Regions from separate parts of the Homo sapiens genome. Here region 2 is linked to region 1. Evidence: chromatin contacts called from ENCODE Hi-C data. All regions are on one chromosome and are shown on one strand. The core of a region is the stretch at or near the end of the contact, and the rest is flanking DNA. Distances in the headings are between cores, read along the strand shown. Region 1 holds the start of DTNA (dystrobrevin alpha). Region 2 overlaps DTNA (dystrobrevin alpha).

Region 1 (2,700 bases), core at 95-2,594:
TGGGCTAGAGCCAGATTTCAAATCCGCATCTGCTTGATTCCACAATTGCTCTTCTTAAGAACTCCTCTGCCTTGCCTCTCTTTGTGATGTGATGTACTAAGAAAAATTCTGTGCAGATCTCTGAAGGGTTTAACCACAGCAAGCCATGCTCTGAAGACAGTCCTGGAGGAGTTGAGGGAAAGCTTTCAGATGCCATCTTTATCCATTGAAGAAGTAGCCCTACCTAGTGCCAAGTCTTTTGATGGTTACTTGGTAGAGAAAGATGAGTAAGACAATGTTCCTGTTCCTCTGGGAGTCCATCTCTAAAGAGAGAAGATAGATATGCAAACAAATTATTGTGAAATGTAAGCTAAGTTTGGGAAATAAGGAAGGTTGTGCAAGAGCAGAGTGATTATGCGAGGCCTGAGGGATGAAGTAGCCATCCCTGGAGGACGGGGGCACCCACTGGCTGATTAATGTACCATGGTGGGAGGAAGGACCATGCTGACATGCTGGCAAGCGGGGAAGCTCCAGTCACCTGGGACTCCTTCAGCTTTTCCCTAAAGGACTGGTAATGCGCTGAAGGTGATTCCTTAAATCCTAACTACATAGCCATTGGTTTGGGGAGTCCCAGGATTGCTCAGAGTTTGTATCGTTTCAAATCCAAGACTGCTGCTCTTAATATAGAGCCCTCCCCACCTCAGCAAATATAGCCTGATCGATTCCAGCAGGCTGTGTTGCCTGCTTTAAATTTAAATGATAAATTTTAAAAGAACTGAAATCTGTTTAAATAACAGTTAAACACAGGGTTTTGATGAAAAGAAAATGAAGAATTTTACCTCCCACATCTAAGCTGTGATTAGAAGTTTGCTCTAGAAAAAAAGCACTTTGAAACTAGCCCTTCATACACTGATGTAGTGTTTTCAGCATCTGTGTTTACTGAATACATTACTGCATTTTTTAATGTTTCTAAAGGAGCTGTGGGATTATTGCTGCATTTCCTATTGAGTTAGTAACTGACATTTAAAAATATTTAGTTGGCTGATGTAGTAGATAATGATCAGTATTTCAAAAGATTAATGGTGACTTAAAATGCATAGAGATATTTCATTAGTTAGTTGGGAAACCTTTTATTCTTATACTTCTGTTATTTTTTTCTTGTTCATGAAGTTGAGTCAGCAAGAGAAGCATATTCAAATTAGACTTGTCATACAGAAAAAAAAATCTGACTTTGTCAGGGTGGGTGGAGGGGAAAAAAGCAACTTTTTGTCAGTCTTTTGTATTTCAGCAGCTGGATTCATTGCTACCATGGTAACGGACCACATGATGAGGTGTATTAGATTGCTGTGTGTTGAGCACAAGGGGAAGAATGAACACAGCTTTTTATTGAAGTTAAAGGTTACTTTGGAGTTTGTTTGGAAATGTGTAAGGTCAAATACTATAGTTTTCAGCATATGTAGTACTTCAGAGGAAGAATTAAGGGGCATGTTGGTGCATTTAACTACAAAACCAGGTAAGGTACAATTGAATCTATGAAACTGAACTCTCTGACTTCTGTCGCAGTGGCATAACTTGCTGGGTGGAATTTCACTGTCGCCCCCACCCCCACCCCCACATGGGCACCCGATAAATTTCTCCTGCCCACCCTCCTAGCTCCTCCACCTCCGGTTTCAGCTGTTTTTAATTTGAAAGTCTAAGATGTTGTGAAATGTTATAGTTTTATGGCAGTGTGTGTGTGTGGGAGTGTGTGTGTGTGTGTGTGTGTGTGTAAGTCAAAGAAAGAAAACTGCAAAGGAAGTAATAAGAATGCAATAACTGGTGTCTTCAAATCAGCGTAGACCTGAACAAAGTGTTTTCTTGTTTTGTTTTTTGAAAATGGTCCGCTTTTCTTAGAGGACACCTTATTAGTGGCATTTGTCCAAAGCTACTTGTCTCTTCTACTAAATTAAGCAGTAGGACAAAGTTTTCCAGCAAAGTTATCTAGTGTGTTTATTGTATGTGAGCTTTTGTTTTTCTTTCATCATATTATTGCGAGCCTCATCTAACATGTATAGTCCGGTTTTATCTATATTTTTTAAAACATCTATTATTTCTATTAGCATTCTAATCTTTTAGGCATTGTGGCTGTATGTGTGATACAGGATTTAAAAATAGAAGTAAATACAACATGGGTGAGTGCAAAATGAACTCTTTTGCTTAGAGGCTGGTAGGAACTGAATGTAAACAATTCAGTGTGGCTGTGTGGAGCATCAATTCCCAGAGCGCAGACGCCTTCTCATGCGTTGTTTACATATCACCCTGGCAGCTTGTTTCAAAATGGGAGGCTTTGGTACACACAGAGCAAGTTAAAGGAGAACAATTTCTTTAATAATAACTTATTTTAATTACTTTTTCATGGCTTTTACTGATGTTTGATGTTTGATGTTTGACTTTCTCATAAGATATTAGGATTTACTCTAATTTTAGCCAGGGGTTTACTTAATGCAACTTCTTTCCTTCCTCTTAGAACAAAGCTGTCTTAGCAGCTTTTAGAAATAAAACCTAATTAAATAGTAGCAAAGCCCTACTGTTATTCTAGTGTATTCACTGTCCACCTGAAAAAGTGCAGATATAGGAAAATCTTTTTGAAAAATACTTTCTTAGTGAACTAAAATCAATTATGTGCCCTTAATTGGCACTAATTAGGATAAAAGCCAATAAATTTTCCCAAGTTTGTTCATA
Region 2 (2,700 bases), core at 60-2,559, 130 kb after region 1:
TTGTATTAATATAAACATAAGAAATAACAATATATATGTATAAGACTCAAAGGTGTATTTCTCTGTTCCTCTGAAAATTTTCTTTGTAGCTCCACAGCCAAGATCATGTGGCTTTTGCTTGGAGTAGTAAAACACTTCTAATATGAAGCAATCTCTAGCTAGGTAATTTTCAAGTCTTTCTATCCAGAACAGAAAGTTGGAGGATGTAGGGAAGGCTAAGTTCTTGAGTGGGATCTAAAGGCTGGCAGGACTTAGTGAACTATTGGACTGTTTACATGATATGCCATGATAAATGTTGAATGAATTTTCATTATGTCTAGACATACTCAATATAAATGCTTGCTTGTTAAGCAAATAGCAGAGGTCAAATCTGGGATCATGGTGATTGCGATTGTGGTTCTCAGGCTGGGTTTCTATTCCTACTTGAAGTCTGTGGAAATCTGAAAACATCTTGAACATTTCAAAATAATAAGAGATCTGTCTAAATGAAACTTGGATCTAGACTTGGGAGTGTCTGTTGCCAGTTTCTATTCTTGAATGCATTGCCGTGTTTACGCTCTTCTTGGCTTTCCCATCTTATTAACTAGCTCTCCTCCCAAGGACAGTGAAGTAGAGCAGAACAAACTGCTGGCTAGGGCTGCTCCAGCTTTTCTGAAGGGCAAAGGGTAAGTTACAGCCAGAGTGTACTGGAACCCTGCATTAACTAAACTAAAAATGGAGATTTCTTTTGTCAAAAATGCTTTGTGTGTGAAAGACTGTCTTTGATTCAGTAAAAGCAGCTCTGCTTTAACCCAGTTAACAGCACTAAGTAGTTATTTCCAGTAGACACATCTGTGTTGTTATTCACTTTCCCGAATTTGTGTCCTTTTCTTTTTTGAAATGACTAAGCTGAAGACTCGATTTTCTGAAGGATATTTAATCTTTGCTTGCAACCAATTTCAATGTATTTACTCTACAGATGAATACCTTGGCCTTAGTGGTTGAAAAATGTAAATCTGTTTTCTAAAACTTTATTTAACCTAAATGGAAGTCTTTATTTTTAAAGTTAGTGAAATCGAATTGTGGATTTCATTGCCTGGATTTCACTTGTGTTTTTCATAGCACATCACTTACTACCCTTCCTTTACCTGCTTGGTTTTCTAAATGCCTTTTCTACCAAAAACTCACTCCTACCTCCTCTACTTATTTCTGTCCACCTCTCTTAACAACACGCTTTCTTTCCCCCTGCCCTGTTTCAGGATACAGTACAGCCTGAATGTGGCAGACAGGCTAGCTGATGAACATGTTCTCATCGGGTTGTATGTCAACATGCTCCGGAACAACCCCTCATGGTTAGTGCAGGTTTGGCTGCTTGACTGTCCTTAGAGAGGGATACAGTCTGAGCTGGTGACAAGCAGTCTCAGCAAGGAGCAAGGTCACTGGATGCCAGTGGTGACACTGAAGCACTGTTAACTGGTTCAGTTAAGAAGTCTCTCGTGATGTTAGTTTGGATACTTCCCATGAAGGAACCATAGGATTCATATCCTTGTTTATATATTAGCTAAAACGAAAACTTGCATAAAGGGATGCCTTGCTAAATATTAGCCTTCAGGTAGATTCAGGACTCCGGGTCCCACCAATCAGTTCTGTGCTACGTGTCATGTCAAATTACCACAGGATGGTGATAAAAGAATTTGTCTTATTCCAAGGACATGGATGTCTCTGCTGATTTGGAAAACAATGCTTCATTTTACTTAAGAGTGAAAAAGAGAAAATGCGATGTGATTGAATCACAAAATGGAAATCATTTCTTTAACAATGATAACAGTGGGAACAATCGTCTTTCAGCAATTCTATTACACATTTTTCTGATGACCATCCTGCTAAAGCCTGCTTTCACATCTTGGAATACACAAAACTTAGTTTCAGATATGTTAAATTCAGGAATTAAGATAGCCCTGTGTACTTGGATAAAGCCATTCAAAAGGCTTTTCTCCATTTTCATTGTGACATAGGAGACTCCTTCCATTGGTTAAAGTTACTTGATATTAATAATAAATGTGGATTTGCAGCTTGAATTAAAGGAAAAGGACAAACTATGTATCATATGTATTTTTCAATCTAGTTCAGACTATTGTTTTATAAACATATTTAGCAAACCAATTCCTTGAAAATATGTCAATTTTTCTCAACCACTTCAATTTTCTCTCAATTAAGGGCCCATGGATTTTCCATAGTTACAATTATTAAGAAAGCCAATGGGTTCAATTTCCATTAAAATGTTTCAAACCTTTAGCATGGCAAGTCCTCTTTCCTCTACTATTAGAGGAAAAGTAATTGGCAAAATTAATGGCAATTACATTAAAAGTGATGACAAAAACTGCAATTACTTTTGCACCAACCTAGTATTTCACCAAGGCATTCCTCAGATGCTAGGCCATTGCTCCATGCTCCTTGCCCTCACCACTTGATGTTATTAGCCGCTTTGTTTCTGAACCTCTTTCCTCCTCACTTGAGTATTTTCAAAATTTTCTTCCTATTACTGCTTCTTAGATCTATTTTTGCAAGATTAATACATGAGATAATTTTTAGTTCTCATGAACTGATGAACATTTATGTGCTTTAGTACATACATGTATCTTAATTTGTATTTTTAAAAATGTATAACCAGTACACTAGTTTAATTTTACCTTAGATCCTACTGTTTAAGGGGATAAAAAT

Evidence for each region. Hi-C counts contacts between places; a loop is a spot of excess contacts on that map. Pooled maps may share reads with other maps.
Region 2: a loop to region 1 is called in a map of gastrocnemius medialis, with 2.1 times the contacts of the local background. The contact joins the enhancer-like site here to the promoter of DTNA in region 1. A Hi-C loop is called at or near these places in 1 of 168 maps with a recorded cell type or tissue (gastrocnemius medialis) and 1 of 50 pooled maps.

What each region holds. Positions count from the first base shown.
Region 1 is chr18:34,708,954-34,711,653 of GRCh38, forward strand. DTNA (dystrobrevin alpha) reads left to right here and starts at 1,345. Exons shown (of 23, transcript NM_001386795.1): 1 at 1,345-1,492.
Region 2 is chr18:34,837,507-34,840,206 of GRCh38, forward strand. It overlaps DTNA (dystrobrevin alpha), which reads left to right. Exons shown (of 23, transcript NM_001386795.1): 12 at 588-665; 13 at 1,239-1,331. Among named protein-coding and RNA genes, the nearest start is that of DTNA-AS1, 71 kb to the left of the region's middle. Within about 2 kb of position 1,310, at least 9 of the 41 ENCODE cell types and tissues checked have a DNase peak (open chromatin) inside an H3K27ac peak, as active enhancers do; they include gastrocnemius medialis, where a contact is called at or near this core.